Linked DNA regions of Homo sapiens: all the other regions are linked to region 1. Evidence: read pairs that join two places in POLR2A ChIA-PET (ENCODE). Cell type or tissue: CD4-positive, alpha-beta T cell. All regions are shown on one strand. Each heading gives the region's core, and the rest is flanking DNA. Links, peaks and the distances in the headings are about the cores only. Region 1 overlaps JARID2 (jumonji and AT-rich interaction domain containing 2). Region 2 overlaps LINC01108 (long intergenic non-protein coding RNA 1108). Region 3 has its middle 9.6 kb from the start of JARID2-DT.

Region 1 (10,593 bases), core at 4,202-6,701:
ACTTGGTTGTGGTGACCCCAAAACAAGTCTTAAATGTTCCATCATAACTGGTTGTAAAAAGCAGTCAGCTGAAAGGGCCAATAAAGAGAGCGAAACACATGCTGGAAACAGCTGCTCCACCCCTCCCTGCACCTCACCAAGCAGATAAGATGCACCACCTCAACCTTGCAACCTGATGGTGCCCCCTGCCAGCACTGGACACACCCATGGACTCCCAGGAAAAACAGAAAATGCTCATAATCTAAGAAAGCAGATACTAAGTAAATTGGCCAGAGCTACTGCATTCTCTCTGGATGCAGGGCAGAAATCCTTAAGAGTCACAGAGCAGCCTATGGGTGGATTTTAAAGCCTACAAGGAAACGTTCAATAAATATTTGTTGATTGATTTTTTTAAAGAGATGATTAAAGGGTTAGAGGGGGAAAGGCCATGCTACAAAGGTCAAAAGTAAAGCATCACTCATCTAGATATGGGAGTCTGTGAAGGGCCTTCCGATGATTGTCTGGCTGCTTCAGAGAAGGACTGTAACCATGAGCTGGCTGCTCTCTGGTGTCTGCAACTTGGACGGACTGGGAGAGGTGGCCTGGAGGCTTAGAATCCTCTGGCTTTAGAGTCCTCTAAAAAAAGTGAATAAATTATCACCTCTCCAGATTTTACCAAAAAGTGCAGGTTTAACTAACCAAGTTACAGTGGGTGGGCGGGGGGGGGGGGGGGATCAGCAAATTATGTCCATTCTCTACCACCAGCTCCAGGAGGGAGGAAAAGGAGCAAAAGGAGGCTGGGACAACTGAGGCTGCGCAGCGAGATGGGCAGCTGATCCTGAGGCTCCTGAGCCCTGCGCCCTCAGCTGGTTATCAAGGCTGGTTATTAGCGGGAGTAGCCACTATCACCTGCACTTACTCTAGGACTGTTTACAGCAGTTGACATTTATTACCTCCTTTAATCCCCACAGCAACCCAGACCAAGGTTGAGACTGTGATTATCTCTCAGCTGAAGAAACAGAGGCCCAGAGAACATAAGCAACGTGCCTAGAGTCACACAGCTTAAACGAATTATCACTGTTGTTGAGGTCTCAACCCAGTGCTCCCAACCACTAAATTATGCCCTGGGTTTAATGCTGGTTTCAAGATTACCGATTATTAAACTTGCAGCCAGGATTCGCCCAGGTGAACTAAAAAGAAGGCACCTTACACTAATAATACAAACAGTAACCTCTGCACCTGAAATACCACTGTCAAATTGTTGAAAACTTCTATTTCCTTGTTCAACAAGCTTGTTTTGTTTAATAGTGATTGAGTTTGGGTTTTGTCCTTGGGAGCGGAGGTCAGTATTCAAAGCATTCCCAAATTGTTTAATCACATTGTTGAAATAATAACAAAGGAGGAGCAACTCTTCTCACATTGGGTATTATTTGGCTGGGCAAAGAGGTGAGAAGCATATTAAACAGTGCTTCCAATAAATGTATAGAAAGCCTATGAACAAAAATGTTGGACTTTAAAGAAGCCCTAAGGCTTAAAAAGCACCCACCAAAGAGGGAAGGCCAGGAGTTAAGTGGCTTTGCATGAGAGGCAATAAGCCTCTGGCCAGCCACACTGCCCGTGCAGGATTACTGCCCATAGCCTTGCTACTCAAGGCAAAGCAGTAGCATACTTGGGAGCTTATCTGAAAGGCACACCCTCAGGCCCTGCCTGAAACAGAATGAACCCCAGAATGTGCAACATTTCAACAAGATCCCCAGGTGATGCCTATGAATGTTCAAGTTCGAGGTGCGCTACCTATAGGATGAATGCCTTACATCATCATCACACATTCCACCAGAAAGCTGGTCGAGGAACCAGTTGCTACTAGTTTGTCACAGTAAGACCTAAAATTCTGTAGGCTACCTTTATAAATTATCAATTAGGATTATAATTCCTGGCATAACTTCGAATTTACTCAAAATCCTGTGTCATTTAACTTAATAACCATTGCTCACTTTGAAAAATAACCACCTGGGCCAGGTGCAGTCGCTGATGCCTATAATCCCAGCACTTTGGGAGGCCGAGGTGGGTGGATCACCTGAGGTCAGGAGTTCGAAACCAACCTGAAACCCAGTCTCTACTAAAAAATACAAAAATTAGCTGGGCATGGTGGCAGGTGCCTATAATCCCAGCTGCTTGGGAGGCTGCGGCAGAAGAATCGCTTGAACCCAGGAGGCGGAGGTTGCAGTGAGCCAAGATCACGCCATTGCACTCCAGCCTGGGCGACATAGCAAGACTCCATCTCAAAAAATAAATAAAAAATAAATAACCACCAAATAACCTGTGATCACAATAAACAGATACAAAATGAGGTTATATGTTATCCTTTGCCTTAAGGTTGGCTATCCTAGGCAATGGACAGCCTGATTTAGAAAGAAATTCTCACTTAACTAAAAGTGGGTCACCGTAAAAATTAACAAATCTAGCAAAGTAAGAAAACATGTAAAAGAAAGTACAGTGACCACAATCAATATAAAGCATAGGAATAAATCTTCCTGATTATCAAGGCAAAAACACCATTAGGCTTTGAACTACTAAGTCAACAATGGAAAGCTTTCTCTTCCTTACTCTTTTTTTTTTCCCAAGACAGAGTCTCGCTCTGTCGCCCAGGATGGAGTGCAGTGGCGCAATCTCAGCTCACTGCAACTCCGCTTCCCAGGTTCAGGCGATTCTCCTGTCTCAGCCTCCTGAGTCGCTGGGATTACAGGCGCACGCCACCACGCCCAACTAATTTTTGTATTTTTAGTAGAGATGGGGTTTCAGCACGTTGGCCAGGCTGGTCTCGAACTCCTGACCTTAGGTGATCTGCCCACCTCGGCCTCCCAAAGTGCTGGGATTACAGGCATGAGCCACTGCACCCGGCCTCTTCATTACTCTTCAAGTAACATGTTGGTAATAATGGTAAAATACCTGTAAAATGAAGACTTGAGATCAGGAATCATCATCTTTCATTCAGAAAGATGAAAAGGTATCACGTTTCCCTCCTATGTCCAAAGAGCTATAAACTATTCTTTCTCTTGACATATACTTTTCTGTTAAGTTACCAATGACCAAAAACACATACCAACGTAAAATTCACAAACACTGATCATCTATATTAGTCAAAACTTTTACTGCTCCAGAAAAGTAGTTCTCTTTCCCTATTACAGTCTTAGTCACTATACCAGGCATTTCCTTCTCAAGCTAATAATAAAACATGTTTACCAACATACCAAAGAGGGCAGCCCCATTTACTGATTTGAATTTAATGCTTGAGTATCCACATAATTTTCCTCACGTTTCAAATATACAAGACAACTATTGTTTTTCACTCAGTCTTCCTATCAAATCACTATGGGAAAAGGAAGAGACTTACCCCACAAAAACTACTTTTAAGGACTTACAGACTATTGAGTTAATTCCACAAGAGAAAATAAAATGTGGTCAACAATACTCATTTCATGTAATACTCGCTTAGTGGAAAATGGACTGCAATCATCCATCAGTGTAAGTTAACCTCCACAGTCAATAAATAAACGCCACTTCTAGTCACTCAGATGAAACCCGGGTGAGAGGGCTAGAAAAAAAATAAAGGTATGAATGAGATGTAGTAAACCTCTGAATATCACACTGATGACTGATTTCAAGCCAAAATGTATAGAACTCATGACAGAAAGTGAAATCCACATGATTAATATGGTGTCACTTCCAAATGCATTAAAGGTCTGCTAATACTCTCGGCACTCTGTGAAAAAAGAAAAAAATTTTATAGTAAAGAAGAGCTCAAGTTCCCATTTGCTAACTCAGGTACCACCCTACCATTTTGCAGATTTTCCTCTTTATGTGGCCCTTGCTGTTCCTTTGGAATTTTTAAAGACCTGGGATTTGAGTAATTGTAGCCATTTCTGAAATAGTTATGGACAACCCAGTTACTTATACGCTGCTTTAAACATTTGCTTTTGAGTATCTGGTTTATAGAGAGACTACATTTGCAATCTTACCTAGTTCTTTCATATCCAGAACCTTCTTACCCCAGTATCATTTGCTTGCTGTCTACCAACAGTCACTCATTGATAACTACCACTGATAGAGTGTGGGTAACCTTAACCTTTTTCTGTCACCCTTCCGTCCCAGACCTAAACTTTCCAAGTAAGAATTCAACTTCTGTGCAACACCAGAGTCCTCATGGTTACTGCATCCTGTAACACCTCTAAGAATCATACATAAAGGGGGGACTGCTTGCTCCCTTTCTCCACCCCTCCTCTCTGTCTCTCTCTCTCTCTCTCTCTCTCTCTCACACACACACACACACACACACACACACACACACACACAACATGAGGACACTGGGTCTTTGCAAACAGGTTCTACTGTCCAGTAAGTGGCTAAGAAATTTCATTCATAACTCGAAACAGATAGACTCCAAAATGAGCAATCTATAATTTTAAATGTTGTCATTAGTCTCCTGGCTGCAAGCGGTTAAAGAAGGCCTTGCAAGCTCATGAATTACGGGTACAGTTTATTACTCTGAATGAGCTCACAACAAGCACAGTATCTCAGGAAGATGGGAGGGGAAGGTTTCCAGGCCCAAAAGCTTACATGGAATGCAGCTTAAATGTCACTTATCCAATTGCAGGGGAATGATCCCTTCTACTCCCATGCCCTTCTCCGCTTCCCTCCTTGTACACATGTATTGTTATACACCTTTCCTTAAAATATACATCACACCAGGCTTTGCTCATTAGCCTTAGAGGTTTTTAAGTGTTTACAAGAGAAAAGGTCCTGTGGTCAAAGAATTAAAAACAGGACAGAACACCCATCCAACCTTCACTGCGGAAAATTTTTCCAACAGATTTCTGCCTATCCCAACCCCAAATGCAGGAGATAAAGAAGCACACCCTAAATCAGAGGTTTCTTCTTACAAACACTGGGCCAATGAGAAATCATATTTTGAGCATACATGGCATTCCATGTTGGTCACTCATAGAAGAATGGGGACATTATAACCTTTTGGAGGTTGGGAGGAAACAGGCAGTTCAAGAGATATGCAGAATCCCACATCCACAGGGCCTGAGATACCAACAACACTGGCCGGACAGGACCCCCATTTTCCTAAGGGACAGTGGGTAAAGTACGAGAAAGGATGAAGCAATCATCCTCAAAGCAACCAGGTCAAACTACCAGAAAAAAATGACTCACTGCTAAATATCTTATCTCTTTCACCCACACCCAAGCCCACCCCGCTGAAGTGAGGAAACAGAGGCTGCCTGAGTAGCTTCCGGCCAAATGAGGACCGCTCTGCGAACTGCCACTGAGAACCATCTGTGTGGCGCCCAAACTCTGGTGCAGTGGCTGGAGAAAGGGAACTGAGACACAAGCCACAGGTTTTGGCAGTCTTCTTATTTCCCCCTAACTGGCCTAACTGAGCAGGAAACCAGCAGTTCTCAACGCAGGCCAACTGAGGTTCCAAATCCAACTCTACCTTCTCCAAACTATAAATTCCTTCCTACAGAAAAAGGGATGGCATCTATTTCTGACACAAAGCACAGGAGTCCTGATGAAAAGCTGGGACTCAACAAATGTTTTGGTTCCCTCTGAAACTGCCCCACCACCTCAGTATGCAAGACCTTAACTCATGATCCCAGTCATCCCTTCCTCTACCAAACACACCTCTGTTGTACACACACCTAAAATTTGAGAACCCAATGAAGATTACAAGCTACCTACTGATGCCCTCATCCTTACAAATTAGGTGGTGGCAGCAGGGACAAAAACTACACTCAACGTTCTTTACAAGACTTTGGTCCTTCTCAAAGGAGGCTCCAGAGAACCCTATGTCCAAGGGGTTGTATTCAAAATTAAGGCTCACGGGTCAGTGAAGTTTGACAAATGTCGGGTACAGATAGCCAGGTTTCTTTCCTTCAGATGTGTTCGTGTACACCATGATCCTCTTAGAACCCAAGCACCCCAAAATTATTTCACCACCAAAGCATCCTCTCTGCTCCACCCGCCCCCCACCCCCGCAAATAAAATCATTCTCAGAACACATTTAAGGATACCCAGCACTAACTTCTCTTGTTCTAGTTTGCTAGTGGATTGATTTGGGTCTTTACTGAGAGAAGGGAGTGTTTTTGTAAGTAATACATGTATAAATGTTCACTTTTAAAGATGTAAACTATACTGAGTATGGAGAGTAAAAATATGAAAGTTTATTTTCAGCAGCTCAGGGAAACTGGAAAAGGCAATTATCCTAATCCTCTGAGGTTTCAACCGTACAAATAACAGAAAGTTAACAAAACATAAGAAACTCAAGGAAATTTTTTCTTTTTTTTTTTTTTTGAGATGGAGTCTCACTCTGTTGCCCAGGCTGGAATGCAGTGGCATGATCTCAGCTCACTGCAACCTCTGCCTCCTGGGTTCAAGCAATTCTCCTGCCTCAGCCTCCCGGGTAGCTGGGACTAGAGGCATGCACCACCACACCCAGCTAATTTTTGTATTTTTCCTAGAGGCGGGGTTTCACCATGTTGGCCAGGCTGGTCTCCTGACCTCAGATAATCCATCCGCCTCTGCCTCCCAAAGTGCTGGGATTACAGGCGTGAACCACCGAGCCCGAAAAGATACCCATGGAATTCTGAGTTCTCACTGTAGCAATGAGTGCTCTTGGGAACCTTATCAGAACTGTCATTGCACTAACAACTGCTAATGAAAACTAGCAGTCATTTCTCGCGAAAATATTTTCTTCTCTTTCTAATTTGTTCTCTTTTACTATTTTGCAAGCATAGGAGAGCGGAATCCAGAAGATACTTAATAAAGCAAATTAATCAAATAAAAAGAAATGACTTAAACTACAATTCAAATGCAATTTTGACTGCATTCTGATTACACCATTTTCTATTGCTACATATCAAGAAAAAGTTGGGTAAGCTCCCTAAAATGTCTTGGCTACTATGTTTCTGCTAAAGAGCTCCTAAGAAGAGGAAAGGAAAACATACTACATTTTAAACCTGACTCAATTGTCTTAGATCTACTTGTGCATAGATTTCATTGAATAAATATAAGAGGGCATTAAGAATGTTGTAGTTTCCCAGTCTTTTTTTTTTTCTTTTTCCACTTCCTAAATTTTCTGTACTACACATATGCTGATTTTCAACAGTAAAAATAACATTTTACATTTGTAGAGAAAATCTAGGGTCTACTAAATAATCTAGTACTTGTTTCCACTCTCCTGCTAACTCTGACAGGAGTGTTGTGGGAAACGAAGTCTGAAAAGGATTCAAAGGGGGCTAGGATTTGCCACAGATCCTGTAAAGGAAAGGATGAGGTGAGCTTACCAACCCCACTGAGTAGGGGCCAAACATCCTTAACAAGCTAGTTGCTGGCCAAGCACGGTGGCTCATGCCTGTAAATCCCAGTGCTTTGGGAGGCTGAGGCAGGAGGACTGCTTGAGGCCAGGAGTTCAAGACTAGCCTGGGTAACACAGCGAGATCCCATCCATACAAAAAAACACTTTTAGTTTAAAAAAAAAAAAAAGAGTGCTGTATGTGGAGGTCTGGGAAAGGACCCTGACTTATAAAAACACAACCAGGCCGGGCGGTGGCTCATGCTTGTAATCCCAGGCCGAGGCGGGTAGATCATGAGGTCAGGAGTTCAAGACCAGCCTGGCCAAGACGATAAAACCCCGTCTCTACTAAAAAATACAAAAACTAGCCAGGCGTGGTGGCGGCGCCTATAATCCCAGCTACTCGGGAGGCTGAGGCAGAGAACTGCTCGAACCCAGGAGGTGGTAGTTGCAGTGAGCCAAGATCACACCACTGCACTCCAGCCTGGGCAACAGAGTGAGACTCCTTCTCAAAAAAATTATAATTTAAAAAATAATAATAACCAGATAAGCAGTCAATGAATGACAACTAAAAAGAAATACCTACAAACATCTGGTTGTCACGACACCTATGGAGATGTTTTAGATGACAAGGACAGACTGGAAAGACTGCAGGACTTCTCAGATTCACTGCAGTTACTCAAACTAGGAGGGGACACTCTGAGGATGGAGACAGTCACAGGATGTAAGCAGGAAGCCAAGATAAGGCCACAGGGCCAGCCCTGAGGTGCTATGAATACTGCAGTGGAAACCAAAATGGAAAATGAAATTTAAGAAACAAAACCTTTACAACAGCATCAAAAACCATAAAGTGATCAAGACAGGGGGCTGGGAACACCCAAGATGAGCCTACAACACCTTAATGTGTCTGTCAGGAAGTAAGAGCTCAGAGGACGATGGGGACATGTTACAGGGACACGGGTAGCAGCTTTAAGGCCTCCCAGTATTAGTGTCCTCATTGTTAACTATGGCTTGGGAACAAAATATCCTTAATTTTAGGAAATAGACACTGAAGTATTTGGTGATAAGGGGATATTATATTTGCAACATATTCTCAAATGGTTCAGAATTATAAAAACTATGTGTTGCGGGGAGGATGATGGGGAGGGATAAGGGAGAGAGAATACTGTCACACAAATATGCTATGGTTAACATTTGGGAAAATCTTTGTACTAGGTTTTGCAACTTTTCATTAAAAAACCACTCGTAAAACATAACCACAAACTAAGTAAGAACAAATAAAAAAGTATGAAGGAAGATAAATGCCACCAGGAGCTCTGAGAGATGCAGAGAATATCGTGTTATATTGATTTGCTGCTGCAGTCTTCTCTAGCACAACGTTCAAATACTCCCAAAATGATTCTATTAGAATGCACGCTACAAATGCCCAAGTGCAGCAACTTAGGCTAGGAATTATGCCAAGAATAAAAAAACAATAGCATTTACTTCAAAGAAGTAAAAAATGTTACTGACCAAGGCACTGGTGTTTGATTTTGACTATTTTTAAAGGGAAACATCTTTTCTGGGTTGAGAAGAAGCAAGATCACAAAATAAAGGAGGTTGAAAAAATTACCGAAATACTTTTGTGCACGAGAGTCTAGCCTTACGAAATGGCTGGACAGGTGTAGTCCTTGGTCTTTCTCTGCGTGAGGTATAAAATGGTTTTTAAGTATAAAACCCTGCCAGGCACAGTGGCTCAGGCCTGTAATCCCCGCACATTGGGAGGCCAAGGAGGGTGGATCATGAGGTCAGGAGTTCGAGACCAGCCTGGCCAATATGGTGATGCCCCATCTCTACTAAAATACAAAACTTAGCTGTGCATGGTGGCGCACACCTGTAGTCCCAGCTACTTAGAAGGCTGAGGCAGAAGAATCACTTGAACTCAGGAGGCAGAGGTTGCAGTAAACCGAGGTTGTGCCACTCTACTGCAGCTTAGGTGACAGAGCGAGACTCCGTCTCAAAAATAAATAAATAAATAAATAACCCTAAGTGGCAAAGGGCCTATTCAGTATTGAAACATGTATTTCTGAAACCGGTCTTCATCATACAGCAATCTCCTTCCAATCAAGACTTCCAACAATAAATGCAGTATTCTTTCCATTACATCACAGAGCACCTATGCCAATGCTGAACCACTGTTTTCCGTTGAAATGGCCCTAAAATGCTTTACTCCACAAATCTTATTACCTATATAAATTAACTTCTAATTACTATTAGAAATGACAGGAGCAGTGGCTCACGTCTGTAATCCCAGCACTTTCAGAGGCTGAGGCAGGCGGATCACGAGGTCAGGAGATCAAGACCATCCTGGCTAACACGGTGAAATCCCGTCTCTACTAAAAATACAAAAAATTAGCCGGGCGTGTTGGCGGGCGCCTGTAGTCCCAGCTACTTGGGAGGCTGAGGCAGGAGAATGGCGTGAACCCAGGAAGCGGAGCTTGCAGTGAGCCAAGATGGCGTCACTGCACTCCAGCCTGGGCGACAGAGCAAGACTCCGTCTCAAAAAAAAAAAAAAAAGAAAGAAAAAAAAAAGAAATGACACATCTGGTCACACAAATGGTCTGCATGAAGTAATAAGATGGTTCTATACCAGGCAAAGACCTTGCTAGGCAGTTTCTAATCGCTCTCAGGTTATCTAAATTCTTGAATTTGGATTTATAGGTTTCCTTTTTCAAGAAATTATTAATCCACCAAAAAAGAAAAAGTTATCTCAATTCATTACACTCTCTTCCTAAAACAGCTTCTGCTCCAGGATGCCTGCTCTGTCCCAAGTTCCCAGATATCTTCCAGGAGACAAAGTCCTTCCCTTGTATCACTCACTATATGCAAAACTTGGGTTGAGGCCCTCACACTAAAGTCACACGACATCAGGGATACGCGCCACCCCAGCTTTAAGTGTACAATGTATTGGTTCTACAATTCATTGGTTCTTGACTCCCGACAGAGCAAGTTCTACCTCTCCAGCCTCATCTCCCTTCCATGTCCTGCATCAACCTCCCCACTCCAGCAAATCTGTATGTGATGCACACGCACACACAACACTGCACTGGGCCCTGCACTTTCACTCCTCCTCACTTGCTAGGGTAAGCAGGTTTTCACTCTGCTTCTCTAACCTTGTGACCTGTTACCTAATTTCTTCTCATCCTTTAAAAGGCACTGCAATGGCTCATGCCTGAATCCCAGCACTTTGGGAGGCCAAGGTGGGCGGATCACGAGGC
Region 2 (10,593 bases), core at 3,205-5,704, 1.0 Mb after region 1:
GCAAAGGATTTCAAGGCTTCCTGGAGAAATGGGGGTAGGGGGAGGGATCGTTAAGCCCTGGCACCCCAGATATAAAAAGGAAAGTCAGACGTGGGTAATCACCCTGTCTTCACCCAGCAGCTCCAGTTTTCAGCAAGGCAGAGGGGACACTTCTGCCTTCAGTCTCCCCTACTTCACATCAAGGCGCCGTTGCATTTGATGGCTCGGGACGCGGCCTTCCTGCCTCCCACACTCCCAAATCCATGCCTTGTTTATCTTTTTAGAATGGATCTCTGATGCCTGCCCACCACGCGGCTGGAGTGGCGCCAGCATCCCCAGGGCACGTCTGTGATGACCGATGAGGTCCACCACCTCTACCCCAGACCCTCCCATACCCAAAGGCTCCCTCTGCCCAGTGAAGTCCCCTTCGCCCCAGCATTCCTGCACCAGGCACATCCCAAGGGTGGCCCCGTGTCCTGCAGGTGGCAGGAGAGTGCACCCTCCTCAGACACCAGTCTGATATGTCACCAGGAGAGAGCGGGCGGTCCTCAGTGTATGCTCTTTTCTTGTCTCTGGGGAGCTTGTTTTGGCTCCTCAAGAAGACCTTGGAAAAAGCACAGGTTGTAGAGGCGGCATTCGCCGGGCAGAACCATGTCCCAAGACAACTGGTTAGTGAGGCCAGGCGTGACAATCATAATCGGAGCAGCAACTGTGCAATGGCATAGGCAAAGGGGGCCGAAGGCGCAGCAGCCACCACCATTATAGTCAGACTGGGCACCGTTTCCTAAATGTCACACATCCTTCCAGCCCCTTGATCTTTGCTTATGAAAAGGGTCATTCCCTCTACAATCCTCTAGAACTCTTTGTAGGTTTTTGTTTGTTTTCCAAACACTGTACTTGCTTCTTTATCTGTCTCTCTATGAACCGTGAGTCCCAGAGGACCTCGTGGTCCTCAATTATCCTTGCTTCTCTGTGGCCTGTGCCATGGGGCTGAATGTTTGTAGCCCCCAGAATCCATATGTGGAAGCCCTAATCCCCACTGTGCTGGTATTAGGAGGTGGGGCCTTTGGGATGTGATTAGGGTTAGATGAGGGCATGAGGGTGGGGCCCTCATAATGAGATTAGTGACCTTATCAAGAGGATGAGACACTAGATCCCTTGCTCCCTCTCTGCCTGCAATCACCAGTGAAAGGCCAAGTGAGGACATAATAGAAGCCATCCCTTCCCAGAACCCAGCCATGCTGGCACCCTGATCTCTAGCTTCTCAGCCTCCAGAACTGTGAGAAATAAATGTCTGTTGTCTACTCCACCCAGGTCGTGGTCATTCATTATAGCAGCACAAACAGACTAAGACAGTAGGGAACAGTGATTGTTACATTATAGGTGCTTAGCTAACTTGCTCACTGATCGGCTGAGGTCTCTCCCCTGCCATTAAACAGTGAACCAACAATTAGTTAGCAAATGCAATTTCAGCTTCTACTGAGGGAAAGATAATACACCCAGCAGTGTGAAGAAATTTCTTTGCAGAACCAAACTAAAGGTCCAGGTTACTAAACACAGCATTAGTTTTTCTCAAATCAGTATGTGTTGTTATACAGGCAAGCCTAATTAATCATATTTCCAGGGTATACACTGAATAATCTGAGAGAAGAAATCAATTACCTAAATTCGTGGTTCTCATAATTCGAAGCAGTCGAATTTCAAAGTGTAGGTTTTAAATCAGAACTGTTGATCGTGACAGATGGGGACATGGGAGGGAGGTGTGCATTTTAAATTTTAAAGAAACGTAATTTTATAGCAACCTGCATCTGTTAATAGGTTACATCTGTATCTTTTCAATGTTGCAGACATATAAGGCAAAAGAAATATTTTATAGATAATTCAACTAATTGACAGGCCTTTTGTTATTTCTTTGTTTTTTGGGGTTTTTTTGTTTTGTTTTGTTTTTGGTTTTGGTTTTTTTGGTTTTTTGTTTTGTTTTGTTTTTTGAGATGGAGTCTCGCTCTGTCACCCCGGCTGGAATGCAGTGGTGGGATCTTGGCTCACTGCAACCTCTGTCTCCCAGGTTCAAGCAATTCTTGTGCCTCAGCCTCCCGAGTTGCTGGGACTACAGGTGTGCGCCACCACGCCCAGCTAATTTGTTTTGTATTTTTAGTAGAGACAGGGTTTCACCATTTTGGCCAGCCTGGTCTCAAACTGCTGCCCTCAAGTGATCCACCTGTCTTGGCCTCCCAAAGTGCTGATTACAGGCCTGTGCTACTGCACCTGGCCTCTTTTCTTATTTCTAAATCTACTAACAGAGGCTGTTGACTTAGCACTTCTGCCCAAGCTCCTTCAAAGGCAAAACCATGCAGGAGGTGGGGAAGGTGCCTAGAATAAAAGGATGTAACAAATACAAGATGAGGAACAAGTAATATCATTTTTCTTATTGCTTGTTAATTATAATAACTCAGAAGTTGAAGCTTAAATATGTCTCCTTATCTTTTTTTATTCTTCTTTAATTAGTTCTGTTCAGTGAGCACCCTGGTTGGCATGTGTAAGACGTGCTCAGGAATACTCAGCCAATGACACTATAGGATTGCCGGATTTAGCAAAACTGATGTTGTAAAGCCGCTTGAAACTTCTAACGTGTGTAGAGAATTGTATGCACTTTAACAACAGATACATTTTCTTTCCTCTCCTAAGCTGCATTTGTGCCCATCCATTCTTGACCACATGCCTGTATGGCTGCTGTTGCTAGGGAGCCTGGATGTGACAAAGGGCTTTACAGCTCAAAGATCAGAGGGACCAGGACGCTGTGAGCAGCTGCCAGTGGGAACCTGGGCAGCTAAATGCAAGGGGCACTTTCCCCTCGCTGGCAAAGCAGCATCTGGGGGCTGCACTGGTTCCTGCCCCCACCTTCCTCTCCCTCTCCTCCTCCCCGTCTTTTGCCCCCTACCTCTCCCTCCATCTCCTCCTCCCCTTCTTCGAACTCACCTGCCCACCAGGGGCTGGGTAGTGAGTGAAACAGGAGAGGGTGCCCATCAAAGTGGTTTGGCGAGTGGCTACTGCTCAGTATTGCCATATGCAAGGGGCACTTCTGATTTTTCTATATTTTTCAAGCTATGCCAGTTATCTGGGTGTTGTGTGAAGTCACCATATTATTATTATTTCTTTTGAGATGTAGTCACCGTATTCTTCAGCACTGATGACTAACTTGAGTCTTTGAAAAACACCGTGCAAGCTAAAGCAAATGTCTCTGTGGGCTTCCCGACTGCAACCTCTGGGTTAAGGGAAGCCCAGTAGGTGTTTCTCTTTCCTGTCCTACCACCCTGAAGCCTGCCACGGATTCATTCAACAAGTGTTTTTGGACATTGACTATGTGCCAGGCACTGTTCTGTGCTGGACATAAGGCAGTGAAAACTCAGATAAAATGCCTGTTCTCAATAGGCCACATTCACTGAGAGATGGACAGTAAACAAAATGAGTAAGAAGAAAATGTATACTATATTAGATAGTACACAGGGCTATGGAGGAAAACAAAGCAAGATGGCAATAGGAAAGGTGGTTTAGTGTCCACTTTTGAATAGAAAAATTGGAGAAAACTTCAGTGAGAAGGCAGCAAGTCAACAAGAACCTGAAGGAATAAGCCACCTAGAGAACAAGAGAAGAACATTCTAGAGAGAGAGAGTGACGGCAAGTGCAAAGGTCCTGAGGCATGTAGCAAAGGGACTGGTCAGCAGGAGAGGTGGGAGTGAGTGAGTGAGAGCAGGGAAGAGTAGGAGGGAGGCCAGAGAGATGGGGTGGGACAGCCCACTGAGCAGCCTCTGCAATCCATGAAACTGTGGGGGAATTCTGAGCAGAGCAGAAAGTTGACCTGGCATGTTCTCACAGGTCACCCAGGCTGCTGTGTTGAGAGCAGACTGCAGGGAGGCAAAGTGGAGGAGGGAGGCTATGACAGTGATCACAGCAATGGAGATGATGGCAGCTCAGAGCGGGAAGATAGCACACAGGTGGAAAGAGAATGGTCAGATCCATTGCTAGGCAGGCCTCAGGAAATACCAGGTATGGAATTTCCCATCTCCTGGATTTGTTTTAGTCACCTATCAAAAGTAAAATGTAGCATCACGTTTAAAGAATTTTCCACTTAAAAAACCAAAACTGTTCACTTAGCTGCCTTAAAACTCTTTGCTGCCTTGATAGTCTGGCTTCCTGTGCACGGAGAGATCTGTTGACTCTAGCAGGATGAGTTAAGTGAGATCACAAGACACAGAAAGAGGAATAGACAGATCTGAAAATAAGCACTGGCTCATGCACCCAGAACCTAAAGCAGACCAAAATAAACCACATCCTCCCACCACTTTATTTTTTTATATTTAAGGGTTTTTTTGTTGTTTAGCAAAGTATAATTTTAGAGGTGGCAACCAGTTTGAAAAAAAGATGAGCAGGAGGAGAAGGGAAAGAAGAGGACGAGAAAGAGGAGGAGGAGGACAAGGAGGAGGAAGAGCAAGAAAAAGAGAAAGAGGAGGAGGAGTAAGAGGAGGAAGAGAAGGAGGAGGAAGAGGAGGAAGAGGAGGAAGAGGAGGAGGACCCTTAGCCAGGAGCCCAGGACTCAGGAGCAGTGCTGGCCCTTCCCTCTGTCACGAGTGGCTGCATGTAAGGAGAATGAGAATTGCAGACTTGAGCTGTTCAGAACCTCAAAATGTCTCTAATTAGAGACAGATTCAATGTCTGCTATATGTGCTATGTGCCACAGCATTTCCTGTTAATTAAAAGTCATTCACAGCTCTGTGGGTTAAAGGGCCTATTCCATACTCCAGATACTCCTAAAAGTGCTTAGGAAGGGGTAGGAGGAAAGGCATGGCCCACCTGAAAATAGTCCTGCTTCCCCTTGAGACCAGAGTGACCAGCAAATCACCGTGGCAGGTGGCATCTTCTCCCCTCCACAGCAGAGGCTCAGGCACTCCATTAAAAAGGGAGGTAACTGTCATCTCTCAATTCCAGGAATTCCTTCATTCTCTGCCCACCACTTCACCTTCTTTGGGCTCCCTCTCTGGCCTGACCTCCCAGCAGCACCATGTTTAGGTTCTCTTATTTGCCAAGACTCCCTAATAAAGATGCCTTGGCACTCAGCCCATATCCCCTCCACACTTCCCTCGATGTCTGAGGCTGCTCACTGCCAACCCTGGCATTCTGCTTTTTGCCTGGTTTGGGGAACCTTCTAGGTCCACCTGCAGGGAATCCAGAGTGCCAGGTCACTGCCCAGAAAGCCTGCCTCAAGCAATCATGAGCAAGGAACTGTTGGATAATGCCCAGCTTCCTCGTCCCGTAGATGGATTAAATCCAAGGCATGTTCTAAAGTGTCTCCGGGAGCTCCCTGTGGGATCAAGCTCCAGGTGCCCACTGTGGCAAATGGCTTAATAAGCCCCCTTGCTTCCCTCCCTTATCTGTCTCCCTTCCCCCATCCATGCTTCCTGGCCTAACCTCCTAAATAAATGATTTGTGCTTGAAGTCTTGCCTCAGTGTCTGCATTCAGAAGGACCTATCTAAGACACCCATCCACCGCCTCTGACTTGTGCTTCCCCAGGAGAAAGTTCTGCCTGCCCAACTCCTCTGATCCTGCCCTAACCCCCACAGGCAGGGCCCTTCCAGTCCAGGCTAGGCTTCTAGAACAGCTCCCCAGCACAGCCTGGCACCTGCGTCCCTGCGCATCAGGGGCAGGCATTATTGCCTCCTCGCCTTCACCCCCACCCACCTCTGCTGGAGGCTCATGCTCCGTCCTGTCCCAGGAGCCATGGCTATGAGCAGGGTGCCCCTCACAAGCATTCTGCAGCCGCTGCTGCTGGCAGCTGTGGTTTCCTATCAGCTGCTGCGTGCAGGCTGAGGGAGACACTCCTGGGCCTCATCCCAGACTTCCTGGCTTTGCCAAGCTCGCCGCTGCTGGGATGAACAAGGGAGCCCGAGTGTGGAGCTGTGTAGAGTCCCTCCAGGCCCAAGAGCACACTGGGGGCTGCCAATCTCCACATAGAGCTGAAAGAGCTGGAAGCAGAGCCCCAAGGGTGGCAACAGAGGACAGTCAGAAGAGGATGCTCACTGGGGTTGCATCTGGAAGTCACTTATAATTTGGATATCTAATGGCAATGTGGCCTCTTCATGAGGGGCATGGCTGGTCAGGCCTGGGCAGATTGCCTACACGCCAAGCTGTTCTGGTTGATTCTTTGACCGGTTGCCATAAAGCGCCTTTGATCCAACCTTGACACTGGTGGGTTTCACAGCTCTGAGGGAGACACAGCCATCTGGCAGGCTATCCACAGTGGGAGCCCAGACATCAGAGGTTTCTGGAAACATCCGTGGGTATTTTTAGTGCCCCATTTCCCTCCCTTCTTCCCTGACAGCTCCTAAAACAAACCTCAACAAGCAAGGAGGTGCCTGTGTTTCTGCAGCTGGGGCCTCTCCGCCTCCACTCCTGACACCACGTGGGCTGACCTCAGCGAGCTTCTTGCCTTAGCTCTGCGATCAGCCTTTCCTAGAAGGCCCCTGACCCTGGATACCTCTGCCTATGTGCCTGATTCTCATAGAGGCTGGTCCACAGCAAAATAACTTGCAAGAGGACCAGGACGCATCTCCAGTGCCTGGAACACTGCCTGCACGTCACAGGTGCTTCATACAATTTGCCATATAAATGAATGAATAAAGTGACTCATCACTGAGGCTCAAAGCAGTACCCAGGCCAGTTGTTGAGACACGCACCCCAGCGTGGGCTCCGCCACTGCACTCTGCCTTGTCTTGCTGGTTAAACACGTTACTCCCGTTTTTCCCTGTGTAAAGTGGCATACAATGGAGGTTGTGCAACGGAAATGGTTTAGTTGGACTTTCTGAAAGAAAGCCAAATCTGGCAGAATCAGAGGTTGAACTTAACAGACTCTTTTCCTTTGACCAAAACTTTATCTAGGCTCCTCCAAGTCCTCTGCTTGATGGGGCCTGAACTTGGGCTTCCTTCTGTGTCCTCATAGAATCCAGTCTGAGCAAGAATTCTGCTCACTTTAGCAAAAATCCCCTCTTTGGTGCCTTACCACCCTTAATGCCTTATCACCCCGACCTGCCTTTTGCAGTAACTGATCAAGTCAGTTTAGCCAGAAACCCCTCATCCTTGATGTTTTCTCTTAGTCATTTTCCACCCCTGACCCCACTCAGCTCCCTGGTTATAAATCCCCACTTGTCCTCGCTAGAGTTGAAGTGGAGTCCGATCTCTCTCCCCCACCGCAAGACCCCATTGCTGTGGTCCCCATACCCTATCGCCATGGCTCCCCTTGAATAAAGTCTGCTCTGCCATTCTTAAGAAACTGAACCAAGAAAATTCTAGAAGACAGGAGCAGTCAGTTCAATCATCAACACCAGTGAGGCAGCAATGAAGATACAGAGGTGTAACGTGACTGGGAAGGAAGCAGACAGGGTTAGGGGACCAAGTGGGTGAGAGTGGCAAGTGACTGACAGCCTGGAGTTATGGGTGGCTCCAGATTTTTCTGGCTCAAAACTGGAGAATAATACCATTAACCAAAATCAAGAACATGTCAAGAATATGTAAAAGGGCACTTTTCCCTTAAGTACCACAATCTCAGCAATGGCAGGCTTGACTCCTAAATAATATCAAATCAGAAATTTCTCATTCGTCTATCTGAGCAATTTGATTGAGACCTGTAATACATCTTTGCTAAACCAGGCCACAAAATGTGTACCCGATCGATATATAATTCCTCAAATACCTATCTTGTTTTCACCTTCCTTCTAGAAACATACATGGCCTTTTTAAATACACACATTTTCTACAGAAATGCTCAGGGCACAGAGGGCTGGAGGTCACAGCCATCTAGGGATCTAGGGTGTGTTGCCTTCTGCAGGCTGTCACGGGGCTCATGTGGGCCAGAAAAGGCTTCTCTGGTCTGAAGGCAATACTTGGCATATGCAGAACGCCTGCTGTCAGCAGTTGCTTTTCAAAGGCGATGTTAATTCCAGCTCATTGTTCTACCCCATTTTCCATTCAGAGGCACAGCACGAGGTATTTGGCAGGCCATGAACTAAAGCTGCACATGTATTCCAATCTCTTTTGGGGTGGGTCCCGGCCTTGCTCCCACACTCTCCCTCTCTCCTCCCACTTTTAGTATTTCAACTTTCTTCCCCTTTTCATTTCTGCTTCCGACTTACATACTGCACGGGTGTGGCCTCGTGGAAAAGTAGATTGGTCTTTGGAAATAGAGCTATTCCCACAATAGGTGGAGATGTGGGATAGATTGGAATGATCCAAACGCAAATCTCAATCCAGATCCTGTCGATACGAGACCGTGGCTGTGGTGTAGACGAGGAAGGCTGGCAAACCCAGAAAGATCCAATGGACAAAGCTTCATCAAGCCCTTATCATGCCTGGCATTGAGGATGTAACAAAGAACAAGGGAGACCCCTGTTCTCAAGGAGCGTAGGGTCCAGTGGGCCATGCTAGGCCTGAGGTCACCTCCCTGAGAAGGAAGCCTTGTCACTGCCATGTTAGAGATGGGCAAGCTCAAGTGCAGAGCCATTACAACCTTCCTAGCAGCCAAGCCTCATTAGTGGCAAACTTCCAGGTCTACTGACTCTGCTCCCTCTATCACAGCTGCCCACTGGCTTAACAGTGGCATCAATACACCCATCCTGGATGACTCTATCCATGACTTGGAATGATCCTTATAACCTATTAAGCAGGAAACAAAATTAAAGAACCCAAATCCAGCTTAGTGCCAGTTTCTAGTGGCATCACCTGATGTGTTCTTTTTGCCTGCTGCACTGATAAAACCAATTCATTGAGACAGTGGTATTGCAGTAGAGAAAGGGTTAATAATTGCAGGGCTAGCCGAGCAGGAGGACAGGAGATATTACTACTCAAATCAGCCTCCCTCAGAACTCAGAGGCTATGGATTTTATAGATTGTTTGTTAGGCAGGGGGCTAGGGAATGGGGGCTGCTAATTGGTTGGGGATGAATTCACAGGAGTATGGAAAATGGTCCTCCTGTCCTGAGTCAGCATCTTGGTGGAGGCCACAAGACTGGTTGAGTCATGAGTCATGGGTCCAGGTGAAGTAAGTCGCCAGAATGCAAAAGTCTGAAAACTATCTCCAAAGGCCAATCTTAGGTTATACAATAGTGATGTTATCTATAGGAGCAATTGGGGAAGTCACAAATCTTGTAATCTCTGACCACATAATTCCTGAGCAGTGAGGAATTATAGAAAAGCAAGCTAGGAACAATGGCGGGTTATTGTTTAACTGTACCTACATTTTAGCAGAGTTCAGGCCCCTCCCATAACCATAATCTTTTAAACTTTTATTAGTTTTTCAAAGGTGGTTTAGTCCCTTAGCAAGGAGAAGGTTAGTTTTTGGGAAGGACTATTATCATTCTTGCTTCAAAGATAAACTATAAGCTAAATTCCTTTCATGTTTAGCTTGGCCTACACCCATGAACGAATGAAGACCAACAGCCTGTGAGGCTAGAAGCAAGATGGAGTTGGCCACACTAGATTTTCTCATTGTCATAATCTTTGCAAAGGAGTTTTAATCTCTAGCTTCCCTTTAAGTTCAAGGTTGAGGTTGCATAGAATAACTTGAAAAATTGGCCTATTATTCAACAACCTTTGTGATAAAGATTACCCCAGAGGGTGTGACCTTAACTCTGAAACATCCTATTATTCTAACAGAAAGGAGTTAGGCTCTTAAACCTGCTCAGTAAATGCCAGATCCAAATATTCTAGGAGGTGCATAGATTTGGTTACCTGGCCTCTCCTCTTGTTGAGTATCTGCTGTACTCCAATTACTACATCCATTTAATCACACTGTGACCGGACCCCACAGTCCAATCACAAGAATGAGTGGTTGGCAGTGTTATGACTAGGCTGTCCCAAAAGCCCTAGTTCCAAATTTACCAGGCAAGGAGAGCAGCAGGAAGACCAGCTGCAGAGGGGATTGACTTTCTTCCACTTGGTCAGGAGGCCGGCACCTTTGAAATTCAAAGGCACTTCCTTAAAGCCAAAAAAAAAAAAAAAAAAAAGCTAGTCCGGGTCCTTCTGATCAGGGAGGATGTGGAGGACGGGTGTGAGTCAGCTCTCCAGGCAGCTGCTGTGAGCTGATGGAGCTTGGGTGGAACCCACTGAGACACCGCACTCCAAAGCACCTACCGCCCAGTGTGGCTAGTGTGGGAATGCCAGTGCATGCCATCCTGCCTTGGGCTTCTCCAAATGAGTGACTGCTTGGCACCAAAGGCAGCACGTCACCCACTGGAGGGCTGAGAGGCAAAGCCACAAGCGATGACAGGCCCTAAAGGAAATAGCGTCACCATAAGCCAGACTGGAACCTTACCAAGGGTGCAGTCTGGAAAAAAAACCCAGATGCTGTGTCAGCTCAGCCACACCCAGCCACAGGAGAGCTGGAAAGGGAAAGATTACCTAGAGAGGTGGGGCAGCTTGGCGCTCTGCAGGGGAGAGAACCAACATCAGGCTTTGCGTTGACCTCAGTAAGAGCTTGTCCAACAAACAGGCCTTGAGTAAGGTGCACCCAGGTTGGAATGTGGGTCCATGACTCCTGATTGTGTGGCCTTGGCCAAAGAGTCTTGGCTC
Region 3 (10,593 bases), core at 4,745-7,244, 65 kb after region 1:
ACCAGCTTGACCAACATGGAGAAACCCTGTCTCTACTAAAAATACAAAATTAGCTGGGCGTGGTGGCACATGCCTGTAATCCCAGCTACTCTGGAGGCTGAGGCACGAGAATCGCTTGAATCCGGGAGGTGGAGGTTGCGGTGAGCCGAGATCCTGCCATTGCACTCCAGCCTGGGCAACAAGAGCAAAACTCTGTCTCAAAAAAGAAAGAAAGAAAGAGCTGGGCCGGGTGTGGTGGCTCACACCTGTAATCCCAGCACTTTGGGAGGCAGAGGCGGGCAGATCATGCAGTCAGGAGTTCGAGACCAGCCTGGCCAAGACGGTGAGACCCCGTCTCTACTAAAAATACAAAAAATTAGCTGGGTATAGTGGTGCACGCCTGTAATCCCAGCTACTCAGGAGGCTCAGGCAGGAGAATCGCTTGAACCTGGGAGGTGGAGGTTGCAGTGAGCCGAGATCATGCACTCCATCCAACCTGGGCAACAGAGCGAGACTCTGTCTCGAAAAATAAAAAAATTTAAAAAAACAGACCTTTTAAGTCCAGCCCCCAGCCCTCATTGCTTTTCCTAAATTGCCTCAGAACACCAAGGAAAAAAAAAGAAGAAGAAAGAGCTGGTTACCACGGAACAGTTTTACAGACATGCTTCACCCAATATGATGAATTTATGCTTCATAAATGATTGCTGACTGACAATAATTCCTACCTAAGTGACTGAATACCTTATGTGAAGTTTCTAATTTTATATAGGTCTATCTTCATATGTGAGGGAGTAAGGAGAGGGATGTAAAAATAATATTTGAGTGACATCAGGTTTATAAATAACTATGAACCAGTGTACTCAGAAGGTGGGGGCTTCCATTGAAAGAACATAGAACAGCTATTTCGAGCCAACTGAGATTTGCAAGAGTATTTTAAAACACACTAGGAGGTAAACTCAGATGTAAACAGCCCTCTTAAGAGTGAGTGATGTCAAGGAGACATTAGTTCTTTTTGTTATTCAGTGCTTCCTGTCCCCAAATTACAGTCTTATTTGTCAAGCCTCAATAAAATGCCACAGCACAAACCAAATACAATAAAATGATGCTTTCAACCCTACTGGTCGTCTGTGGACCTTGTTTATACAAGTCACTGAAAGTCGCTGGTACTTTGGATTGTGTAAAAATTTTGGACTATCATTACTATTCTGCTTAGATTGTCTTGTGTTATTGAAAGAGAGCTGGCCCTGATTCAGAAACTCTGGTAAAGCAGCCAAGACGGGAAACCTGCAGTTCCTAAGAATAGACGTTACTGTTTATAATAATACTGCACTCTGTGTTTGGTGGGAAAAATCAACTTTATCAGTGATCAACTAATCCACAGGGGATCAGTATGAGGAAACTGAGGTATAGGGATTACAGGGATCCTGTGAGTAGGCAGGGAAAGGGGGAGGAGCTGTATGAATCAGGATGCCTTCAGTTGCAGGTGAATGGAGCCCAGATGAAAATGGCTTATGGAAAAAAAGGAAGAGGGGCTTGGCTCACCTATCTGGAAACCCAGAGTCCGAGTTTCAGGGCTACAAAGGATGTCATCGTCCTTCCTTCATTCCTTCATTCTCTTTTTCTCTCCATTCATCTCAGCATTTCCTTCTTCTGTCATCCTCTCCAACCAGCAGAGATGATAGCGCCAAAGAAAACTCCTTTGCGGCCAGGCACAGTGGCTCATGCCTGTAATCCCAACACTTTGGGAGGCCGAGGCGGGCGGATCACTTGAGCCCAGGAGTTCGACACCAGCCTGGTCAACAGGGCAAAACCCCTCTCTACTAAAAATACAAAAATTAGCCTGGCATGGTGGCACGTGCCTGTAATCCCAGTTACTGAGGAGGCTGAGGTGGGAGGATCGCTTAGCCCAGGAGACAGAGGTTGCATGGAGCCGAGATCCCGCCACTGCACTCCAGCCTGGGCAACAGAACGAGACTGTTTCAAAAAACAAAAAAGAAAACTCCTTTCCCACCATGGACATGGCGGGTAGAGCAGATTTTGTTATCCAAAGGGGAGGGAGACAAACACTCCAGGGAGCAAAAAAGAAAAAAAAAAAAAAAAAATATATATATATATATATATATAGTCTACCACAGAAGCTACTAGTTCTTCCCTCTGTCAGGGCCACAGAAGTGAGCAGGAAAGGAGAAAATAACCTTTTCACCATCAGAATCCTAGAGATTCATTGGATGATAGACCAGTCCAGCTCAGTCTAGAGCTACTCTCTCATTTACCCCACCTTGCACACTTCAAGGTTTTCACAGACATGATCCCTGCCTAAATACTGGTTGATCTACGTATCAAACACTTTTGCCCATAGTTTCTTATCTATGAATCTATAGAATTTTCTAAACAAAAACAGAGCTTATCTCTTGCCAAATTGGGACATCTACAATTTATATTCTGTTTTCTGAAATCTCAGTGTTTCCAAAACCCAAGATTCACTCACACCTTACAGAAACCCAGTGCCATCTCCCTTTCCGATCCTACACACAGACACATAGAGTGAAACAGAAAAGATTCAAACATTGGCAGTTACATTGTGACTGAAACTTAGTGGATTATTAATTTCCTGCTTTTGGTCTTTCTCTCAATTGTCAAACATTCATTTTAAAAAAAAAATATTTTGGCCAGGCACGATGGCTCATGCCTGTAATCCCAATACTTTGGGAGGCCGAGGCGGGTGGATCACGAGGTTAGGAGATTGAGACCATCCTGGCCAACGTGGTGAAACCCCGTCTCTACTAAAAATACAAAAAGTAGCTGGATGTGGCGGCATGTGCCTGTAATCCCAGCTACTCAGGAGGCTGAGGCAGGAGAATCTCTTGAACCCAGGAGACTGAGGTTGCAGTGAGCTGAGATCACACCACTGCACTCCAGCCTGGGCAACAGAGTGAGACTCCGTCTCAAAAAAAAAAAGTGTTTTGGCCAGCCTCGGTGGCTTATGCTTATAATCCTAGCACTTTGGGAGGCCGAAGCAGGCAGATCATCTGAGGTCAGGAGTTCGAGACCAACCTGACCAACATGGAGAAACCCCGTCTCTACTTAAAAATACAAAATTAGCCGGACGTGTTGGCGCATGCCTGTAATCCCAGCTACTTGGGAAGCTGAGGCAGGAGGACAGCTTGAACCCGGGAGGCAGAGGTTTTGGTGAGCCGAGATCGTGCCGTTGCGCTCCAGCCTGGGCAACAAGAGCGAAACTCCGTCTCAAAAAAAGAAAAAAAAAAAAAAAGACAGTGTTTTTATGTGTCCATGTGTACACGATTACGAAATTGAGGGTTCTCAAACAGTGTATGTTACCTAGAAAACTTTAGGCATTTATGATTCTAAACAAATACAAAGAGGAAAACTATAAAATCAATGTGGTTATTTAATACAATATGGCTACTGGGAAGATTATACTGGAAATCTAGACACTTGAGGTTTCATCTCAGCTTTTTGTGATGTCACTATGCCTCATTTTCTTCATTTGTGAAAAAAGGGGATTGACCTAGATGGACTCTAACACTCTTCCAAATCTAATAGATTATGACTGTGATATTATTTTATGTGTGTGATATTATTTTATGTGTGTATTAGTCTCCACCCCCCAAGGCTCAAGTGATCCTCCTACCTCAGCCTCCCAAGTAGCTGGGACTAGAGGTGTGCGCCATCACACCCAGCTACTTTTTGTATTTTTTGTAGAGATAAGGTTTCTACATGTTGGCCAGCCTGGTCTTGAACTCCTGAGCTCGAGCTCAAGGGATTCACTGGCCTTGGCCTCCCAAAGTGCTAGGATTACAGGTCTCAGCCACCTCGCCAGGCCTATTCCCATAGCCTTTGTTATAATCTCTTGTTATAATGTTGGGCTTGCTAGGTCTCAGGGACAGGCCTCAGGAAACAGTTGCTCTCTGACTTTCTCCTGCCTATTTTTTTTTTTTTTTTTTGAGATGGAGTTTCACTCTTGTTGCCCAGGCTAGAGCGCAATGGCTCCAAATCTTGGCTCACCACAACCTCCGCCTCCTGGGTTCAACCGATTCTCCTGCCTCAGCTTCCCAAGTAGCTGGATTACAGCCATGTGCTACCATGCCCGGCTAATTTTGTATTTTTAGTAGAGACGGGGTTTCTCCATTTTGGTCAGCCTGGTCTCGAACTCTCGAACTCTCGACCTCAGGTGATCCGCCCGCCTCAGCCTCCCGAAGTGCTGGGATTACAGGTGTGAACCACCGTGCCCGGCTTCTCCTGCCCTTCTTTCACCTGCCCCAGTGCAAGACACTAATCTGCTTTTCTTTTTTCTTTTTACTTTTTTGAGACAAGGTCTCACTCAGTTGCCCAGGCTGGAGTGTAGTTGTGTAATCATAGCTCCCTGTGGCCTGAAACTCCTGAGTTCAAGCAATCCTCCGGCCTTGGCCTCCCGAAATGCTAGGATTACTGGCATGAGCCACCTCGCCAGGGCTTCCCCCACCCCTCATCTTTCGGATTCTGGGTCTTAAAGGGTCCACCATATATACCCTAGGGGAAGGAATGCTGGATTCATGAAGCTTCCATAAAAATCCAAGAGGGTCCTGGCAAAGTGGCTTACACCTATAATCTCAACACTCCGGTAGACCTAGGCGGGAGGATCGCTTGAGGCCAGGAGTTTGAAACTAGCCCGGGCAACAGAGCAAGACCCAGTCTCTCAAAAAAAAAAAAAAAAAATTAGTCCGGGAGCAGTGGCTTATGCCTGTAATCATAACACTTTGGGAAGCCGAGGAAGGTAGATCACCTGAGGTCAGGAGTTCAAGACCAGCCTGGCCAACACGATGAAACCCCATCTCTACTAAAAATAAAAATACAAAAATTAGCCAGGCATGGTGGCTGGCACTATAATCCCAGCTACTCAGGAAGCTGAGGCAGGAGAATCACTTGAACCTGGGGGACACAGGTTGCAGGGAGCGGAGATTGTGCCATTGCACTCCAGCCTGGGTGACAGAGCGAAAGTCACTCTCAAAAAAAAAAAGAAATTAGCTAGGTGTGGTGGCGAGTACCTGTAGTACCAGCTACTTGGGAGGCTGAGGTAGGAGGATCACTTGAACTCAGAAGGTCAAGGCTGCAGTGCACTGTGATAGTGTCACTGAACTCCAGCCTGGGGGACAGAGAGAGGAGACCTTATCTCAGAAAATTTAAAAAACAAAACAAAACAAGAGGACTGGGTTCAGGGAGCTTCCATATAGCTGACCAAGTGGAGGTTCCTGGAGAGTGGCACACTGGGGAGTGCACGGATGCTCCACCCTCTCCGCCATGCCTTGCCCCACACATTTCTTCATCTGCATCCTTTGTAGTATCCTTTATAATAAGCTAGTAAATGTAAGTAATTGTTTCCCCGAGTTCTGTGAGCCCCTCTAGCAAATTAATCAAACCCAAGAGAGCGTCATGGGAACCCCACCCAACTCAAAGCTGGTTGGTCAGAAGTTCCACAGGCCCGGACTTACAAATGGTGTTGGGGATGAGTCTTGGGGACTGAGCCTTCAACCTGTGGGATCTGAGGCTATCCCCAGGTGGATAGTGTTGGAATTGAATCAAAGGACTCTCAGCTGGTGTCTGCTTCTTGGTGTATAGGGAAAACCTCCATTCATTTGGTCCCAGAAAACTTCTGTGTTGATGATTATTGTGGTGGTATGTGAGTAGGGGAAAAACAGTTTCCAAATTTTTCCCCAAATAATGACTATATTCAAAACATTTACAGCCTGGCACGGTGGCTCATGCCTGCAGTCCCAGCATTTTGGAAGGCCAAGGCAGGCATATCACCTGAGGTCAAGAGTTCGAGACCAGCCTGGCCAACATGGCGAAACTTCGTCTCTACTAAAAACACAAAAATTTGGACGTGCGCTGTGGCTCACGTAATCCCAGCACTTTCGGAGGCTGAGGCGGGCGGATCGTGAGGTCAGGAGATCGAGACCATCCTGGCTAACACGGTGAAACCCCATCTCTACTAAAAATACAAAAAAAAAATTAGCCGGGTGTGGTGGCGGGTGCCTGTAACCCCCGCTGCTCGGGAGGCTGAGGCAGGAGAATCACTTGGACCCGCGAGGCAGAGGTTGAAGTGAGCCCGTGATTGTGCCACTGCACTCCAGCCTGGATGACAGAGTGAGACTCCGTCTCAAAAAAAAAAAAAAAACACACACAAAAAAACAAAAATCAGTCGGGTGTGGTGGTACACACCTTTAGTCCCAGCTACCTGGAAGGCTGAGGCAGCAGAATCACTTGAACCCAGAAGGCAGATGTTGCAGTGAGCTGAGAACATACCATTGTACTCTAGCCTGGGCAACAGACAAAACAAAAAACAAAAAACAAAAACCTCCATCTCAAAAAAAAAAAAAAAGTATTAAACTTAGCCAGGCACAAAGGCACAATAGTCACAGCTACTTGGGAGCTGAGGCAGGAGGACTGATCAGTTGAGTCCAGAACTTTGAGGTTGCAGTGAGCTATGATCGCACCACTGCACTCCAGCCTGGGCAACAGAGCAAGACCCTAGCTCTAAAAAAACAAAAAAAGAAACCTCAAAAGAGACAGCCAGACAGACAGATATAAATAGGACACACATTGGTCACAGTTATGCTTTTGGCACTCTGAGTGTTTGAATTGATATTTTTGAAGGTGAGACCAGGGGCCCAGTTGATAGAGTTTGTATCTCCAAAGCATCCTTTGACCCAAAACAGGTAACCTGGAATTCTCTTATCCTAGAAGGCAAGAAAAACCAGAAGGAAGGAGCCACATTTTTGGAAGTTACTATAGAGCAGATCCTTGGAGATTGGAGATTTCGCAAGTCATGTCAGTATGCCTGGGACTGTCCCAGATTTTCCCAGGCCTCAGATGTAAGGGTCATATTCACATTACTTCTACTCTACATCTCCCCACTTACCCAGCAAAGTACCTGTCCCATAGGAGATAAATGCTTGTTAAATAAGTAAATGGGCCAGACCAGGTGGCTCATGCCTATAATCCCAGCACTTTGGGAGGCCAAGGTGGGAGAATCACTTGAAACCCGGAGTTCAAGACCAGCCTGGGTGCCGGGCGCAGTGGCTCACACCTGTAATCCCAGCACTTTGGGAGTCTGAGGCAGGCAGATCACCTGAGGTCAGGAGTTCTAGAGCAGCCTGACCAACATGGAGAAACCCCGTCTCTACTGAAAATACAAAATTAGCTGGGTGTGGTGGCGCATGCCTGTAATCCCAGCTACTCCGGAGGCTGAGGTAGGAGAATTGATAGAATCCAGGAGGCGGAGGTTGCGGTGAGCTGAGATCGCGCCACTGCACTCCAGCCTGGGCAACAAGAGCAAAATTCTGTCTCAAAAAAAAAAAAAAAAAAAAAAACAAACAAACAAACAAAAAAAACCAGCCTGGGCAATGTAGTGAGGCCCCATGTCTTAAAAAAAAAAAAAAAAAAAAAAGTCCAGGTGCAGTGGCTCATGCCTGTAATCCCAGCACTATGGGGTGCTGAGGTGGGTGGATCATGAGGTCAGGAGTTCAAGACCAGCCTGGCCAAGATGGTGAAACCCCATCTCTACTAAAAATATAAAAATTAGCTGGGCATGGTGGCGGGCACCTGTAATCCCAGCTACTCCAGAGGCTGAGGCAGAGAATTGCTTGAACCTGGGAGGCGGAGGTTGCAGTGAACCGACATCATGCAGCACTGCACTCCAGCCTGGGCAACAGAGTGAGACTACATCTCAAAAAAAATAAATTAAGCAGGCTTGGTGGCTCATGCCTATAGTCCCAGCTATTCACGGAGCTAAGGTGGAAGGATCACCTGAGCCTAGAAAGTCAAGGCTGCAGTGAGCCACAATCATGCCATTACACTCCAGCCTGGATGACAGAGCAAGACCCTGTCTCAAAAAATAAATACATACATACATAAATACATAAATTGACATGTGATACTGCCATTTACCATTTTGTTCAAAAATCATTCTCTGCATCTGAGGTACCCTTTCAAATAGGCCAGCTACCAGCAAGGAGTTGCAATTATTGAGGAAGTGAAAATGGTTAACAAGTGGCATTTAAAATATCTCTATTTGGCTTTCCAGCCAGAACTCTTTGTGTGAACTATCCAAAGCGGATATAAAATACTTTTATGTTAGCCAGGCATGGCAGCATACACCCGTAGTTCTAGCTATTCAGGAGGTTGCACCAGAGGGTCCCTTGAGCCCAAGAGTTCGAATCCAGCCTCAGCAACAGACCCTAAAAAAACAAAAACTTGTTGGCCAGGCACAGTGGCTCACGCCTGTAATCCCAGCGCTTTAGGAGGCCTAGGTGGGCAGATCACGAGGTCAGGAGATGGAGACGATCCTGGCTAACATGGTGAAACCCTGCCTCTCCTAAAGATACAAAAAATTAGCTGGGCATGGTGGCATGCACCTGTAGTCCCAGCTACTCGGGAGGCTGAGGCAAGAGAATCCCTTGAACCCAGGAGGCGGAGGTATCAGTGAACTGAGATCACGCCACTCCACTCCAGCCTGGGTGACATAGTAAGACTCTGTCTCAAAAAAAAAAAAAATTATTTTTTGTAGAAACAGGTCTTGCTATATTGTCCAGGCTGGTCTCGAACTCCTGGGCTCAAACAGTCCTCTCACGTTGGCATCCCAAAGTTGGAGGATGGCAGACCTGAGCCACCATGCCCAGCTTTTCAAACATTTTCAATACAAAATGTGAATCTAAAATTCAAGATGAGGATAGATATATTCAGCTGACAAATGATACCTGTCTTCTGCTGTTGGATTGAATTGTTCCCCCCAAAAATTCGTATGTTGAAGTCATAGTCCCCAGTACCTCAGAATATGACTGACTTTGGAAATAGAGTCTGTAAAGAGGTAATTAAGTTAAAATGAGGTCATATGGGTGAGCTTCAACCTGAGATGACTGGTGTCCTTATAAGAGGAGTCGATTGAGTGCGGTGGCTCACATCTCTAATCTCAATGCTTTGGGAGGCAGACTGGGGAGGATCGCTTGAGCCCAGCAGTTTGAGACCAACCTAGGCAAATAGTGAGACCCCAATCTGTACAAAAAAATTAAAAATTAGCCCCACATGGCCGGGCGCGGTGGCTCATGCCTATAATCCCAGCACTTTGGGAGGCTGAGGCGGGTGGATTGCCTGAGCTCAGGAGTTCAAGACCAGCCTGATCAACATAGAGAAACGCTGTCTCTACTAAAAATACAAAATTAGCCAGATGTGGCAGCAGGTGCCTGTAAGGCAGCAGGTGCTGAGGCAGGAGAATTGCTTGAACCCGGGAGGTGGAGGTTGCTGTGAGCGGAGATTGTGCCCTTGCACTCCAGCCTGGGCAACAAGAGCAAAACTCTGTCTCAAAATAAAAAATTAACTCTACATTACAGTTGGCACACGCCTGTAATCCCAGCTACTTGGGAGGCTGAGGTGGAAGGATCGCTTGAGCCCAGAAGTGCAAGGCTGTAGTGAGCCATGATCACACCACTACACTCCAGCTTTGCTGTGACAGTGAGACCCTGTGTCCAAAAAAAAAAAAAAGGCCGGGCGCGGTGGCTCAAGCCTATAATTCCAGCACTTTGGGAGGCCGAGGCGGGCGGATCACGTGGTCAGGAGTTCAAGACCAGCCTGGCCAATATAGTGAAACACCGTCTCTACTAAAAATACAAATACAAAAATTAGCTGGGCATAGTGGAGCATGCCTGTAGTCCCAGCTACTCGGGAGGCTGAGGCAGGAGAATCACTTGAACCCGGGAGATGGAGGTTATGGTGAGCCGAGATTGCACCACTGCACTCCATGCTGGGAGACAGAGGGAGACTCCGCCTCAAAAAAAAAAAAAAAAAAAAGAGAGAGAGATTAAGACATAGACACGAAGAGGGAAGAGCTTATAAGGACACAGGAAGAAGACAGCCAGCTTTAGTGAAAGGGACAGGCTCTAAGAGAAACCAATCCTTCTGACACCTTGATCTCAGACTTACAGCTTCCAAAACTGTGAGGAAATAAATTTTTGTTGTTTAAGTCACCACATCAGCTAGGCGAAATGGCTCACACCTGAAATGCCAACACTTTGAGAGGCCGAGGTTAGAGGATCACTTGAGCTCAGGAGCTTGAGACCAGCCTGGGCAACATAGCAAGACCCCATCTCTACAAAAAATGTAAAAGTTATCTGGGCATGGTGGCACCTGTGGTCCCAGCTACTCAGGAGGCTGAGGCAGAAGGATTGCTTGAGCCTCAGAGTTTGAGGCTGCAGTGAGCTATGATTGTACCACCGCAATCCAGCCTGGGAGACATAGCAAGACTCAAATCTTTTTTTTGTTTTTTTTTTTTTTTTTTTGAGACGGAGTCTCACTCTATCGCCCAGGCTGGAGTGCAGTGGCACGATCTTGGCTCACTGCAACATACGCCTCCTGGGTTCACGCCATTCTCCTGCCTCAGCCTCCCAAGTAGCTGGGACTACAGGGGCCAACCACCACGCCCGGCTAATTTTTTTTTTTTTTTTTGTATTTTTTAGTAGAGATGGAGTTTCACCGTATTAGCCAGGATGGTCTCGATCTCCTGACCTCGTGATCCGCCCTCCTCGGCCTCCCAAAGTGCTGGGATTAGAGGCATGAGCCGCC

What was found. Peaks named below come from ENCODE experiments on the same cell type or tissue, not always from the same donor. Only the 100,000 strongest peaks of a DNase experiment are listed, where the experiment ranks them.
Region 2: POLR2A ChIA-PET joins it to region 1 with 5 read pairs; 2 of 35 experiments call an interaction of 5 or more read pairs at or near these places.
Region 3: POLR2A ChIA-PET joins it to region 1 with 5 read pairs; 7 of 35 experiments call an interaction of 5 or more read pairs at or near these places.

The regions. Positions count from the first base shown.
Region 1 is chr6:15,294,423-15,305,015 of GRCh38, reverse strand. The region is part of intron 1 of JARID2 (jumonji and AT-rich interaction domain containing 2); the gene reads right to left. Among named protein-coding and RNA genes, the nearest start is that of JARID2-AS1, 51 kb to the right of the region's middle. RefSeq lists enhancers at 7,986-8,035, 8,066-8,155. In CD4-positive, alpha-beta T cell, for the core only: no CTCF peak of the experiment used is centred there; a DNase peak (open chromatin) is centred at 5,315.
Region 2 is chr6:14,270,822-14,281,414 of GRCh38, reverse strand. It overlaps LINC01108 (long intergenic non-protein coding RNA 1108), which reads left to right. Exons shown (of 2, transcript NR_108097.1): 2 at 1-1,288. Among named protein-coding and RNA genes, the nearest start is that of LINC01108, 9.3 kb to the left of the region's middle. RefSeq lists enhancers at 7,551-8,464, 10,300-10,444, 9,735-10,593 and a cis regulatory region at 10,367-10,377. In CD4-positive, alpha-beta T cell, for the core only: no CTCF peak of the experiment used is centred there; a DNase peak (open chromatin) is centred at 4,214; H3K4me3 peaks cover 888 bases; H3K27ac peaks cover 679 bases.
Region 3 is chr6:15,230,465-15,241,057 of GRCh38, reverse strand. No RefSeq gene overlaps it. Among named protein-coding and RNA genes, the nearest start is that of JARID2-DT, 9.6 kb to the left of the region's middle. RefSeq lists enhancers at 1,230-1,730, 1,731-2,231. In CD4-positive, alpha-beta T cell, for the core only: no CTCF peak of the experiment used is centred there; no DNase peak of the experiment used is centred there.